Linked DNA regions of Mus musculus: region 1 is linked to region 2. The links are chromatin loops, found by intact Hi-C in ENCODE. Cell type or tissue: left cerebral cortex. All regions are shown on one strand.

Evidence for each region. Hi-C counts contacts between places; a loop is a spot of excess contacts. Peaks named below come from ENCODE experiments on the same cell type or tissue, not always from the same donor. Only the 100,000 strongest peaks of a DNase experiment are listed, where the experiment ranks them.
Region 1: it touches region 2 in a loop (2.5-fold over the local background); 3 of 42 quality-filtered maps call a loop at or near these places.

Annotation. Positions count from the first base shown.
Region 1 is chr8:18,806,674-18,814,673 of GRCm38, forward strand. It overlaps a transcript of Mcph1 not described here. Among named protein-coding and RNA genes, the nearest start is that of Agpat5, 36 kb to the right of the region's middle. In left cerebral cortex, no CTCF peak of the experiment used is centred here; DNase peaks (open chromatin) are centred at 4,753 and 5,066.
Region 2 is chr8:18,627,048-18,635,047 of GRCm38, forward strand. It overlaps Mcph1 (microcephaly, primary autosomal recessive 1), which reads left to right. Exons shown (of 14, transcript NM_173189.3): 6 at 71-193; 7 at 2,499-2,588; 8 at 4,469-5,596. Among named protein-coding and RNA genes, the nearest start is that of Gm25763, 17 kb to the left of the region's middle. In left cerebral cortex, a CTCF peak has its summit at 3,831; a DNase peak (open chromatin) is centred at 3,815.

The DNA of each region.
Region 1 (8,000 bases), 180 kb after region 2:
TGTCTCAGATTTGTCCCTGTAATATTGTGGAGTGTCTTACATGTTTTCTTATAGTATTTTACTGGATAAGAGTTAGAAATCTCGCCGGGCATGGTGATGCACACCTTTAATCCCAGCACTCAGGAAGCAGAGGCAGGCGGATTTCTGAGGACAGCCTGGTCTACAGAGTGAATTCCAGGACAGCCAGGGCTATACAGAGAAACCCTGTCTCGAAAAAACAAAAAACCAAAAAAACAAAACAAAACAAAAAAAAAACAAACAACAACAAAAAAAACAGAGAAATCTCAGGGCAAGCTTAGCAAAGTATATTTAGAATCTTTATTACAGCCAGTTATAGCAGACAACATTGTATATTAGAAGCAAGTTGGTGAATTCTCTTGACAAATGGAGATTCCCCACAGATACTTAAAAGAACAGCCAAGTTACTCTCATATGCAAGAATTTACCAAGGCCTAGGAAATAGGGGGGTTGTGGTATTGCATTATTCATGAGAAGGTCTGCTAGAGCAGAACCCCCTGGTGCTAGCTTTCACAAGACTCAAAGGAGTAACACAAATTGTGACTAGGGTGTGAAATCCTTACCTGTCATTAGGTGACCCTAGGCAGGGCTGTTTTATCTTTACTGTAAATGTTACCTGGTTCCTGTAAGTTCCTTTTGAAGTCATTCCTTTGTTTTGTGTCAGGTAACTTCAATGTACTTTGCCTGCTGTGACATCCTACCCCTTTGTTTTCTGTATCATATAAGACTAGTGTTCACTTTGTGACATTACTTTGTCATTCGCCCACCTGCAACCAGAGACCCATTCCTAGCAGATAGCAGATCCAAAAAAGGAGATAGTCTGCAACAGTCACCACCTTAAAGACCCTGTCTCCAGAATCAGTCAAGTTCAACGTCTGGACTTTGACATTGACTTAGTGTGTATATATAAGTTTATATAACATTATAAACACATGCATGTATATATATACAGTTAATAGACATGCATTATGCATACATAGTAAGAAGCAAATGGCATATAAGAACTAAATTTTTTCATAACAATGTATAAGAAAGTGAATAATGTTATTTAAGATCTTCAAAAGAACACATGACTTAAAATTTTATATTTAAAAGCTAACTCTTAAGCAAATATGACATGGCAAACTCATAACTGAATGCCAGGACCCAGGACTGTTATTGCCATGGTCTTGGAGGAAGAGTCCACTGGGAGGCAAAGTCTAAACAAGCAAGATGAGGAGTCAGTGAGGCTGTGGTGGTTAGGTATGGAAATAGAGGTATACAAATAGAGATAAGCAAATAGGCAGAGAGATAAAACCAATGCCTAGGACTGAAAGGAGTGGTAGAGTGGGTGGGGGCTAGAAGCTCTGATAGAGGAAGACTTAGATATGTACACAGCAATAAAACATTTTCAGTGTTCACAATGGCAGCAGTACGAGTGTGATTTTTCTTAACATTCCACACGCGCGCGCACACACACACAACAGTCAAGGAAATTCTTCATTATCTCCTGTATCTGAGAATTAGAATCTCAAGTGTGGAGGAGAGAAGTCCCAATATGATGAAGAGGACAAGTTTTATAAACCAAACTCATGGCACATGTACAGCATATGTGTATAAACTGTTACACCTATATATAACAAGAAACACATGTAATACCTAGCTTTGTCCACACAGTGAATGTTCCTCAGTGCCCAGGTTATAGTCCTAAAGCAGTATTTCTAAACAAAACTATAGCAAGACTTCTCTACATGGCTAATTTTACACAGACTACTGGGTGATAGCTAGAAAATTCACAGACATGCTGAAAGAGGCTCTTACCAGGTAAGGTGAAGCATCTCGTGCTTCATGATAACTGTAGTATTTTCCAGCTCCTTCAATAGTGTTTCTTGGTGGCGCACTCGCCTAGTATGTACAAGAACCAAGGTGCAATCACCCACAAGGGGCTGGGAGAGGTCCAGTATCAAAGACTGCAGAAATCCCGACAAAAGCAAAGAAGCAGACAGCATGCTTCCAAGAGTCTTGACAATGGTTTAAGTCTGAATATGATCTCAAGCATCAATTTCCAGAAAACGCAGAAAACCAACAATGATCCTGAAGAATATTTAAAATGTCACCCAATTAATGACACATCTTCCTAGAATTCAGAAATCGCTATATTATACCAAGCAAGATAATAAAAAGTTAATTCACATATAGCTATCTTTTAGTCATATATCATCAAAGGCAAAGTGAAAAAACACCAGAATTAGGCTGATTGTATTCTTCTAATGGCATGTGAACAGAGAGAAAATGGATCTCTTCAATGTCCTAGTCAATATTCATAAATCTGGAATTTTAAATTTAATGTTAGTAACTTCTAAACATGAGATCAAAAAGACATTTTCAGGTAAATGAAAGATCATCATTAACTTTTTGTGTATACATGTGTACACACCCTTGCAGCCATACATGTACATGCATATATGAGGATGCATAAGCCTGCACCCCTGTATGCCTGTGCAGATGGAAGCCAGGCATTGATCTTGGGTCTCCCTCAATTGTTCTCTGCCTTATTTTCTGAGACCTGAACCTGGAGCTCACCAATCAGTGTGACTGTCCTGCAAGCCCCTGGGAGGATCCACCTGTTTCCACGTTGTCAGTTTCAAGATATCTCCCTGGCACATAACTTTAAACTGTGAAGTAGATATAAAGGAATCTAAAGAAATATGACATATATCTTCAAACCTTGTAAGTAAAGATAAATGAAGGAAACACAAAAGCAGATCAATGGTTATTCAGTGTGGTCCTGAAGCAAGGAAAGATATGAGATCCATTGAAGTTTTCCCTGTGGGCACTGTACTACAAAGAAGAGCAAGTGATTAGTGGTTTGCTAGTTTCATTTGGAGAGGAAAAAAAAAAAAAGATAATTCTTCAGACTGGAGCACGTGTGTGTACGTGTGTGTTCCCTTCAGCTCTTTCTCTGCTCTAATTTTGGCAAACAACTTGTTTTTACCTCCTGGACAGTGAGCTTCACCAGAGGATCCTATTTCTCTGGCTCCAGTGAGCAGCCACAAGGCGTCACCATGAATGCTGGAATCTTCTGGCGGGTTGGATGCCACAGTTGCTGACAGACCACCTCTAGACTCTCTGAGTAGAGCAATGGGGGCGGGGCTGGGGGGAGACTAACTCACATCTCAACTAGTTAAAAAAAATACCAACGATCCCCAAATTATAGTGTGCTATATAGGTTTATGAAGCAGGCATTGGGAAGTCTACAAGAACCCTATCAAAGCTGGTATTTGCTTTCTGAACTGACCATTATATAACTTACTATCCATTGTATAATTGAGATATAGTAAAGAATGCTCTAGGTTACCCATGTTTTTAAACATTTTCAGAGCAGACCTAGACCACAGGGTGCTTGCCAATCCACCTAGACTTTAAGATCCATACCCTCCATTTGCTAAATCACTGAGACGTTGTCCTGAGCCAGCCCCTGGCTGGAGTGAGGGCATGGGAATGAGGAGTTAAGCTCCACTTTGTGGAGGGGAGGAGGTCCCCAAGGCCACTGCCCAGGAAGCATACCTATCTCTGCAGCACTCTAACCTTTAGAGGGTTAAAAAAAAAAAAAAGAGGCCAAGGAACAGGGTAGCTGGCTGGCATGTAGGCCAGCCATCCAAAGGGCAATGATGGAGCCCCGGAGGGTCAGATGCTTATGTATTGAAGGAGGAGGGCCCATGACCCATACAGGACAGCCCACTGGTGCTAGAGCCCTGAAGATTGTGAGGTACTGATATTTCCACCTATTCCATCACTCATCATCTACCATGGGTTCAAATTTCCAATAAAATATTTCATTTTTAGCTTAGTTCTCAAGGCCGATCCTATTCTGGCTGTGGAGAGAAGAAAACCCGTAAGTAATGGACCTGAGGAAGAATCTGGCTCCCAAAGGGGGCGCAGCTCAGGATCTGGCGCCTGAAGGTCAGGGGAGAGGATGTGGACAAGAAGGCTATCTGCTAGCCGGGCAGTGGTGGAGCACGCCTTTAATCCCAGCACTTGGGAGGTAGAGACAAGCGGAATTCTGAGTTTGAGACCAGCCTGGTCTACAGAGTAAGTTCCAGGACAGCCAGGGCTACACAGAGAAACTCTGTCTTGAAAAACCAAAAAAAATAAATAAATAAAAAAGGAAGAGGAAGAAGAAGGAGGAGGAGGAGGAGGAGGAGGCTGTCTGCTAAAGAGCCACAGGCTCTAGGCATCAGGTCTTCTCCATAATATCTAGGAAGTTCTCATAGCTTTTGACATGCTAGATTCGAAGTGACAGACTCATTTTCTGCTCTCCATCCCCTCCACAGAGGTATAGAGTAATTCTATACATCTGAGTTGTGCTGAGTCACTGGCTCAGGGGAGCTCCAGAACTGTGTCTAGGGAGGCTAGCAGCCATGACACAGTGTCCTGCACTGAAGGTGCCAGCCAGTGCCCTCCACAGAGGAAAAGAAGGGGATCTGTGGAATGGATGTTTGTAACAGTGGGCCCAAGCATCCTGCACTGGGGTGTCCACTGTATATGGCAAATCAACCAGTCAAGAAGGCATTGTGACCTCAGGCCATCTCAGCTCACCCATCACCAGAGCTGTAGTCACTGTGGATAGAGACAGGAAAGATGAGCCTCCTGCTACAGAAGACGACTTTAAGGGAATCGCTATACTACTACAGCAGAGCTGCATTGGGAACCAGTCCAAGTGCTTTAGTCTGAGCCTCTGTCCTCTTCTCTATGTATGCGTACAGTCCTAGCCTTGAGATTTCACCCAACTTGCTAATCTCTGTGGAGTCTAAGGTAGTGGTAAGATGCCACACATCACCCCAGAGGTTGGCTTCTTTGTTTCAAGGCATCAGTGAGTAAAAGGTTGAGTAGAAGCATCTGTGTCTCCCTGCAGCATCATTACCGTGCCCAGCAGCAGCACCTGTCAGTGGCACAAGAGTGTTCTCTGTTGTCCCAAAAGGCAACACAGAGATCCAATGGCTTGACTTTCACTGGTTTCAGTTATCCACCACCAGCCATGATCTAAAAATATTAAGGGAGTTTTCTAGAAATCACAAGTTTTAAATTCCATACTATTCTAAGCATTATACCGAAACCTCCCATCATCCCACGCTGTCTCAACCGGGGTAAGAATTATGCTCTTAGACCAGTGTATCTTCTTTGTATATACCTCCCGCCTGTCAATCACCCAGTAGCTCTCAATTATGAGCTCTACTCCTGTGATTCAATAGTGCTGTGTTCAAAGGATCCTTGTACAGTAGGCTAATGCTATATCGTTTGCCTTATGTAAGTATTTCCTCATCTCACATCCTCGTAAGAAGGATGAATACAGTGTGTGAATACACTACAGGAGGAGCCAGTGAGATGCCTCAGTTGGTGAAGGTGCTTACTGCCTAACCCGCCATCCTTTCCATTGCTGGACCCACATGGTGAGAGGGGAGAACCAACTCCCAAAGCTGTTCTCTTGGAAGCTCGGTAGATGACTCAAAAGCATTTCTTGCTCTTGTAGAGAACCCAGGTTTGGTTCCCAGCACCCACATGGCAGTTTACAACTATCTGTGACTTGGGTTCCAGAGGACATGACACCCTCTTATGTCTTCCATGGGCACCAAGGCATTCATTCACATGTCATACATAAATACAAGCAGTCAAAAACTCATACACATAAGGTTAAAAACAAGTCCTTTTTTGAGAAAGTTGTTCTCTGACCTGTACACACACACACATACACATACACATAAAGGTTTTTCAAAATATATTTGAGATTATGTGACTTAAAGCATGTTGTTATACTTATTCTAGTTTATCATTAATCTCTTCTGGGCACAGTAGATGTTCTCATGGATGTATGTGTATAGTTAAAGGTGGTGAGTGAAGGTTGCAGACTGTGGTATTGGTCACCCAGTGAGCTCTCAGGCTTGGAGATGAAGAGGGTACGAAGGCCATCAGTGATGGGAGAAGCAGCTTTCAGCTCACTTTTACTCCCCTCCTTGCCCTCCTTGGAAGAAAGGTAACATTTGGATCAAGAACATCCAGCTAGAGAAAGGACAGGGCTTTCCCTCCCTCCCATGCTAGGTCTTACACTAACTTGTCCCTTTGAAGAGCCATCCAGTAAAAAATGGCAAAGCCAGCTTTGTGTCTCAGGTACCCTCCCAGCTCTATGCAAGCCTCTTCTTCTGCCTTCCCCTGTTGCAACCACCACATTCTGCCTCATGTCTCTTCCCTGTTCAGGCTGTTTTGGGAGAGTACAGATCTGTTCCTAGGTCAGAGCTCCATTCCTTGGCCATCTTCATTACTGTTCTGGGGCAATAGTTCACCTGATGGTAGACCATCTTTTTAGAATAGTTCCATAGATGGAAGGATTTGGGGTGCTCCATGATGAGGGAGTTCCTTCACCCCCTTGAGCCCACAGATCTAAAGGTCTAGAACAAACCCAGGTCTGCTCTTTGGGTTGATAACTTGCCCAAAGATCATCTCCTTCTCAGTGACAGAGGAGAGATTCTAATTCCAAAGTCCATGTTCTTTCCAGACATGCTTCTGAAAGGCTTTCCATTGGCCAGTTCCTGCTGCTCCACAGTGTCCTGCCTCCTGCCCAAATGCCCCATCCTCAATGAAACCAATGTGTAGACTGTGTTGCAGCCACCCACCCTTCCCCATCACCCCAGGGATATCTCTGTGACAGTACCCATGTGCAGGAGGGGACATGCCTTGGCACCAAAACTACACCCTCATAAATCCAAAGTATTCCAGCCCCAAGCGGTCCCTGCATCTAGAATGCAATTTCCTTTTCAAAATACCTCCTGAAGAAGCTTGCCAGCAGGCAACAGTTAAACCTCAGTAACTAATAGAGACTGGGGAGAGAGAGAGAGCCAAGCAGATTTAGCCCAATTCAATACATTTACATTTTACCATGTGAGTCTCCAAATGAAATGCTAACTCCGAGGTTGCATAGAATTAGCAAGTAACAAATGCTTATTCTGCCTAACAAGATAAGCTGCCCCTTGGGGACAAACATAATAAATGAATTGAACACTATGGCTGCATACTTTAAATGAAATAGACAAAAATTTTTCCAAGCCAGGAATAGAGGCAAATAAATGTTAATAGAGGGTAGACTTCAGAAAAGTTAAAGTTGTGTCAAGGACTCCACATCCCATCTAAATTGGATTGTGCTAATACAATCAGAGGTGCAGGAACAGAGAGGGGGTGCAGTGGTTCACAGTGGGAGCTCCTCAGCCTGCAAGGAGCATGCCCCTGTGTTTATTACATTCCCACTTAAAGCTTTGGCTCAGCAACACAGCCAGCGACAGGACCAGCGGAGTTCTCAGGATTCCACTGTTAATGTGGTCAACCAGAAACACTTTAGTAAATACAATGTACCAAGAAGAGGATCCTCCGAGATGAACAGCCGTCAGCTTCATCGGAACAGCTGTAACCCCGTTCTCATGAATCCCCCAAGTTTGGGCTTGCCCATTGTCCAAGAAAGGAGTAGAGAGTTTTTGGACCCTCTGCACTTCCCAGACATTTGCATGAAATTGTGTCCCAATCACACATGGCCTCATTCTCTCTGGGTGCTGGCATGTATGTACAGGCTGTGGGAGGGTAACTAAAAGATGAAGTCCATCTCTGCACCCCATGGCTATCCATCGTTATCCATGCTGGGACTTCCTGGTACCACAGCTGCTTTGGGACCACCCACGATCCTGTAAGTAATCCCTCACTCACGCTCTGTAAATAAGCCCAATACACTCTTTAGTCCCTCAAGTTGTACTCTAGGGGGAACAGCACTTTGGTGTGTTGTTTGTGCTCTATGAGAAGGGGGTAGACCTTTGCCTATCTCCACAGTGGATCTTCTCAGCTTCCTGCCCCAGCCACCTGCTGCCCGACTACCCTGCAATCACGACTCCTAATCTTCTGGAATTATAAGCCAAAGTAAATTCCCCCTTAGGTTGTTTTAGTCTTGGTGCTTTATCGCAGCAGCA
Region 2 (8,000 bases):
GAAATGTGGGGCTGGGGGTGGCTCTTCCAGGAACTGCTGGTAAGGTGTGACGGTGGAAGTTTGTTTTCAGATGATGACGTTCCTGTCCTCCTGTTTGAGTCCCCTCGCTCACTGGTGTACAGCTCCCCAGTGAATGTGATGAAGAGGAGACTGCAGGATATGAAGGAGAAGAGGGAGAACCTTTCCCCTACCTGTAAGTGGCTGCAGTGTAGAATGAAAAGGATGTCTGCTGGCGAACTACAGAAGAAAGGTTACTTGATCTCTACCCTAGGTGCTTGCTGTTTTTCCTTTCTGCAGTGCATGGGTCAAGGGATCACGCTGCACCCCCAGTCTCCTTACCTAGACATTTTGAGTGCTTCCTGAATTTAGTACTTAATTTCAGTGGAGACCTTTCTAGTGTTTTTTTCCAGAAGAAATGTGCTTTGTAAGGTTGAGTGTTCTTCAGTTCCCTTCTTGCAGCTCCTTCATCGTTTTCAGTATCTCTTTTCTTTTTCAAAAAAAGTAAGGAGCCGGAAAAATGGCTCAGAAGTTAGAGTGCTTGGTACCTTTGCAGAGGATTGGAGCCCAGTTCCCAGCACCACATTGGGTAACTCATAACTGTCTATGACTCCAGCTCCAAGGGAGCCAGTGCCTTCTTCTGGCCTGTGTGGGAACCTGCATACATGTGTAATTTAGACATGCATATACACATAAATAATAAAAAACATTTTTTACAGAATAAAATAATAAAAAACTAAGTTAGTCAGGTCTCTTTAAAAGGAGAATATTTTAATTACCTATGTAGTAGTAAGCACATTTTAATAAGATGATGAGCAATGCTGTGAATAAGCAAAGCCTTGCCTCCCCACTGCTTACACTCCTCTGCTGATGTATGTACAGTTGGAATGATACAGGTGTGCCTTCTGTGTGCGGCCGTAGTTTATTTCTTACTTAATTTAGATCATTAGAATATTCTTTTTTGTTTGTGGTTGTTGTTGAGACAGGATTTCTCTGTATAGCCCTAGCTGCCCTACAACTTGCTTTGTAGACAATGTGGTCTTGAACTCAGAGATCCAGCTGCCTCTGCCTCCCAAGTGCTGCGGTTAACTGTATGCACTACCATGCCAGCCACATCATACGCATTTTATTAAGCCTTTTCCTTCACTTGCTACCATTACAAACTACACTAGACTCATCTGCATCTCAGGTCCATGAGTATCAGCCATGGTAACAAGTAAGACTGAGATGAACTGTAGCTTTTACAGAGACACCATCATGGTTTTGTTGGCAGCTGAAGCAGGTATATAGCTCTGTCTCATGTGCATGTCCAAATTGATTCAACGCGTATATGAACTGAGTCAGAGATTTTTAAACCCCACAGCTGAAAGGCCACTGTGGTGAGTGCATGTCTGTAATTCAAATCCTAGTATTCAAAGCTGGAGGCAGGAGGAGCAGGAGCTCAAGAACAGCTTGTAAAGTCAGCCTGAATTAACTTGTTAAAATGAGCTTGTCCCTAAAAATAAAAATAAAAAATTTAAAGCCCCCAACACCCCCCCCCTCCACTTTGCTTCCAAAGTAACTGTACAAAGGCTAAGGCTATGTATTTCAGTTCTTGCCTAGTGTGCACAAAGCCCTGGGTTCAGTTCCCAGCATCAGAACAACTGAACAACCACAGTATCTGAGGACTTCTGACTGCCCATACCTTCTTTGTATATATGCCCTTGCTTTATAGTCACTTTATTAAGTTTTCTGAGGGAAACATCCTCTGATTTTCCTTTTGAAAAAACGACTTTTAGAGGATGCTTAAGTACTGTACTTCCAGAGGACACAAGAACAGTTCCCAGAAGAATGTTGGGTGGCTCAAAACATCTTGTGACTACAACTAGAAGGGATCCCAGTACCTCTTCTATACTCATGTCCCATACCCATACACAGAAACACATAAATACACATAATTTAAAATAAATTTTAAAAATCTTTGGATATGTTTGTTTTGTCTCTTGTATGGACAGCTTTTGAAGATAGCGCCTAGAGCCTCATTTATTGAATCATTGATGTTCTAGATATTTTCTTTAAAACTGGTTTCTTAACTGAAACACTGTTGACTTTTGGGGACAATTTGTTATTGTGTAGTCTTTCTAAACCAGTTGCCCCTGTCTGTGTCAGCACTGGACTTTTACTTACTTAGAAGTAAATATTAGAAACTTCAGTTCTCAAACCGAAAACATTCACTTAATTTGGTTTAAGCTTCATACAAGTTGGATTTTGAAAGTCCCATCTCATGTGATTGTGTGATCATGTTTGTGGGGCAGTGATTGATAGGGATTCATTTTGTCAGTCTTAAATCTACAGTATAACTGATATAGTTTTTGTTCTCGAATTATATTAAGCTTAGCCTAAAGGTAAGATTAATTTCCTGTGTATATGGGATCAGGAGCAGAATGGGTAGATATGCTCTTGTCCCTGTCCAGTAGGCAATTCTGCCATCCAGTTATTGAAACTTGTCATTGTGTTATCAGCCTCCCAGATGTTGGAGCAGTCTCAGCAGAATCCATGTGTCAGTCTGTTTGAAACATCCTTGAACATTTCTCACCAACCTTTGAGTTCAGGTAAAATTGTAATATGTATTTTGTTTTTGTAACAGACTTATGATTTGAAAAGTGTGTGTGTGTGTCTCCTCTCACACTGTACTTTTTGAGCTAGACTTTTTCTGTGGAGCTCTGGCTAGCATGGCACTTCAATAGATACCCAGCTAGCCTCCAACTAGAACCATGTCCTTGTCTCCTCGAGTACTGAGATTACAAAAATGCTCCACCATGCCAAGATGTCGTGTGGTCCGTTCTAACCACTCAAGCAGCTGAGTAGACCTAAGTTTCTCCATGAGATTTGGTCTTATGGTATTGGGGACCTCCTGCTTGAACTCTTATTAGTCCCTCCCTGGGGATTTGTTTGATTGTTTGCTTTGTTGTGGAAATCCTTGTGACTATATATGATTTAAATGCAGTGTAAATGTATATCTGAGCACAGTTAGCACTAAAGAGGAATTATTCGTGTTTAATTAAGCCATGAAGCATATTATTGAAAAGAGTCTGTGTTAAATAGTATAGGAGCCCTTGACCTTTTTTCAAGGCTATATAGCTGTCAGGTGTTGAGTTCTTTACACTTCCCTCACGTAAGTCCATGGGGGCCTAAGTGAAGTCTGTGGAAACCCTAAACAACTGTGTTCAAAAGGGCTTCAAACGCCACATGAGGAGATTCAGCTAGGTGTTCTTCCTGTCCGTGGGGTGTATTCTGGCAGTCTGTCCTGCATGTTCTGAGCTTGTTTACCCATTCATCTTTTCTTTGCTCAGTTATATCTCCCATAGATTGGAAGCAAATGGCGATAACAATGCTGGCTTACCTTTCCCTATACTGTTCTTGTGTCTCACTGTATCACACACACACCCCAAGTCTCCATGAGGTAGGCTGCATCCCCACTCCCATTTCACAGAAGAGAAAACCAGGAGGTCAAGTGGATTGTGCAAGATCCTGAGGTTGTGAGTGATACACCCAGGCTTCTGACATAAGTAGTCTAAGAATTTATGCTCTTAGTGATGTGCCACACTGAATCGTGGCTTATTGAAGAGTGATTAATGCATTCAGTTCCTAAGAGTAAATCTCAGTATCACTCCAACTGCTGTCTTGGAAGCACTTCAGCAGAGGCCCAGTATCAGCTGACCTTTGCTTTTGCCCCTCCCTTCCCAGAGCACAGCTTCAAGGACAGGATATCTCTGTTGCCACCACTCTGCTCTGAAAGCCGAGCTCGAGTTGTTTAAGTTAGAATCCCAGCACTGCCTCCAGATGGTGTCTTTTCTCTAAAAAAGGAAGCCTTCAGCTGGGCAGCACTGTACCAGTAGAACTGGGTCTGAGTAATGACCACAGGTTCAGGAAAGTGAGCAGAAAGTGCTGACTGCCCTCTAGTACTTCAGTATAATGAGAGGACAGTAGCATGCTGAGTCCCAGGAGGGGCTAGCACTGTGACCTGACAGGATCAGGAGAGTCACAGGTGACACTGACACTGAGCTGGTTTTGAAGGATGAGTTGTGTTTACCCACAGCAAAATGTGTCAGAAAGCTGGGGTCAGAGTGGGGAGCCTGCAGAGGTGATGGACAGCGTATCATTACTTCTGAGAGAAGTGCAGACTTCATGAGAGATCGGAATATTGAGAGCCCCACATGCTTCATTTGAAATATAAATAAAACATGAGGACTTGATGGAAGAACAGGGGACAGATATGAGGAGCCGTGTTCTGTTTATGAGGAGAAATGGCTTATAGAAGACCAAAGCCTAGCCAAGCATGGTGGCACATACCTTTAAACCAAGCCAGCATTCAGGAGGCAGGGACAGACTCTCTCTTGAGTTCCAAGCCAGCTAGAGTTACACAATGACCAGTGACACCCTGTCTGGTCACTTGCACATTTTAAAGGCGATTCTTTGTTGATCTCTGCAGATGAATCCTTTGCCAGTGGCTCCCACTCATCTTTCGGTGATTCCTGTGGAGATCAAGAAAGGAAACTGGGAAGATCTGCTAATGAGATGACCACGGTGACATGCCCTTCCTCACCTGTGTTGAGGGCAAGCAGTTTTTATGGCTCAGCATCACCCAACCATCTCAGGCAGCCACGTCCTCAGAAAGCTCCAGACAGTCCTTCAAAGGAGAGCATCAACTGTCAGAAGGATGCTACAGGTGCGGTAGCTGATTCCGAGAGAAAGCAAGCTGCAGGTGTATCTCAGGGGGTGCCTGATGAGAAGCTCTGTCTGTCTCCTACGATGTCCATCATAGAAGAACACCAAGTACGGTTGGGACCCAAGAATTCTTCTGCAAAGAGAAAAAGGGCAGCGGACTTGGGTTCATCTCCAAAAGGAAAACTGAAGAAGAGGTACAAGAGAAAGTCTGCTCTGGCAATACAGTTATTCAAGTCCGACCAGAGCCCGCCGTCCACAATCAGACTCATTCCGGGAACTCCTGACGTTGAGGCTTCTTCCTATGAGGACTATTTTTCCCCTGATAATCTCAAGGAGAGGAATTCGGAGAGACTTCCTCCTGAGGCTCAGCAACTAGCAAGCCCTTCTCTGTTCCACTGCAGAGGTCTCTCAAAGTGGGAGCGAAGAAACATGCTGGAAATGTGTGATTTTACCTGCATTGGTGAAAAGCACAGATCCATCAGCAGCATTAGTGACTTAATTTCAAAAAGTGCCTCTAGTCTTGAGAAACCTGTCAAGGAGGAAGTGAATACAGCTTCTACCTGCTTGCTTTTGGTGGAGACCTCTGCTAACGACAGCCCAGGGCTTTGCAGTCAGCCTGGCCCTCAGCTGAGGGATGACACAGGCCCAGAGGGAAGCAGCCACCCTGACACCCTGTCTAGTTCTGCCCACCACATCACACCCTTGAAAGGAAATAGTACAGAAACCAGAGACCCAGGTGATGGAAAAGGCTCCCCCAAAGAAGGTAGCACGCCTCCTGCATCAGCCTCTCCTGAAGATGAAGTACACATCTGTAATCTCAGTTTGGGAGAGGATTGTAATGTAGAAAAGTCTGTAGAAGAAAAGGAGAACATAGCCACAGGATATAGTGAAAGTATGTGAGCCTCATTTCCCAAGTATTGTTTGTTCTGCCAGTGTGTAATACTGTGCTCGTATTTTAAATCTGTCCTTAATCTTTATAATTTAAGTCCTTCCCCCTCTCCTTTTATTTTAAGGAATTGATATTTCCAATGATGCTCTTGAGGGATAGGTGGGAGGCCCTGACCTGAACTTTGTAGTCAAATGTGTCACCATGAAAATACCTCCCCAGGCTTTGTCCTAGTGGATTAAAAGAAACAGTAGTGCTTACTTTAAACTGTTGACCTGTATACCTTTCCTATATGCCTCTCTCACTCAGCATGACTGCACCAGAGACATAACTGATAGAGGAATTTCTTTTCTTTTTATTTTTAATTTGAGTTTATTTAGTAAGGGTTTTAATGTGAGGAATGCAGTAAAGAAACCGCCAAAAGACCGCTCCATAACTAGGAAGGTTTTTCTTATGAATAAGAAAGTATCCAGAAGCATCTGGAATAGTCCAACACAGAGAGAAAGAGAACCAGACTGGCTGTGGCCATGGCGATCTGCCAGAGAAGAGAGATGAGCAAGAGGTGAAGAGTGCAATTCAAGAGTGGTGGGGAGCAAGGGAGCAAGAGATGCAGGGGGTGGGGGAGGAAGGGAGGGAGGGAGAGAACAAGAGAGCGAGAGAGAGAGAGAGAGAGAGAGAGAGAGAGAGAGAGAGAGAGAGAGAGAGAGAGAGAGAGAAGCTGAGGCTAGCAGGAGTACCCAGGGCTGAGGGCTCTGAAGAGAGCTGGGATCTGAGGTTCAAAGGTTGCAGGTTGGAGGCTAGGGTGGAGGCTTGTATACTAAATGCTATCAATGAGGGAGCCTGGCGGCAGCATGGGCTTTGATACAGCCACAGATACATGTTAGTGTAGCCATATGTCCTTTCTGCTGCACATAAGAAAAGTGACTCCTTTTGGCTTGGGAACTATTTTCACAAGTTCCTGAGGAAGGCTGGCTTTTATCTATCCAGATTGAGTTGGGCGTAGACTCAATTTTGGGCCAAGTCAGAAGGCTTGCCCTGGTTGACGTAGGGAATGGGGTTGCCCGTTTGACCTGGCATGCTTCTACTGTAGAACTCTAGAGAGCATCAGCCATGATTTTGCTAACAGAAACTATGAAAAAGTTTTGAAATTTGTCATCACTGTTTACTTTGGGCACTGAAACTTTGGGCAATGTTAAATAAGAGCAAACATTAATTAAGACATTTTGCTCAATTAAAAATTTAGTTTTGGATCTCTCTCCAGCCCCCAAGTAACTCTGGTGTGGCTTTGATTTCTGCTTATTTTGTATCAAGACTACCATTCAAATAGGTTTGTTTATTCCAATCTGTAACTTAATTATAATTACTAAAGTGATTTATTTGTTGATCAACAAATAATAAGCTATATGATTATAGGGATTTAGGCAAAGATGGCAAAAATATCAACAGATTTTTGCAAAGTTGAACTCAGCCTTTGACCATTATTTAAGTTTGGCTAATATTAAATATGATCCAACTGACTCTTGATCAGTTCTACACTTGAGGTGGTTTCACCCACTGTGGCTAGGGCAGCTGTGTTGGGCTGAAATAATCACAGTTCTAGCTCTTTGAGAATAAACTCACCTAAATTGGCTCAGTACATCAATTAAATGATTTTTGGATTTTAAGCTGGTAAATAGCTTGGGTTTTGAATAATTTATATTATATTCATAATAGTATTGTTACATCTAGATTATTATGTGTTTTCAAAAATGTATAAAATTACATAGACTATAGTAAATATGAAAAAGTATAATGTTTTGACAGTTCAGAATATCCTGTCTTGTGTTTTGAGTTTTTATCTTTTTTACAAAGCACTTGAATATTATATGATATGTAAATATAATTTAAGTGGGGCAAACAGCCCGGCACACCCTAAACCCTAGCACTGCAGGTGTGCAGTCATTAGAAGAATGTGTGTTTCTTCATCCAGGGCTCAACCTTCCTGTCTTCAGTCCAGACCATTAGGCTTCAGAAACTGCATGAAGGGCATGGGCATTGGGTGGCACTCCAGTACTCAGAGGACACTGGGAAATGTGCTGATTGTGAAGTGGGCCGGCTTGCTGGGACACAGGCAGGGGTGGGTGTGACTAAGTTTGACTCTGATGGAAATATTCTGTAAATTATCACGTCACTACCACAAGACAACATGGGCTCCTAAGACATGAAAACCCCTCTCTAGCCTAAATCTAAGCACTTTTTTATACTTAGTAACATTAAGAAGACTCACGAATATTTTATATTGTCCACTATCAGCCCAATCTGGATTTGGGACAATCAACTCTTTGGAGATCCATCCTAGATACAACCATAAATCCTTGGGCTGAAACGGAAATTCCATACTTGCCCCAAATAGAGCCAGGAAGGCTGCTCT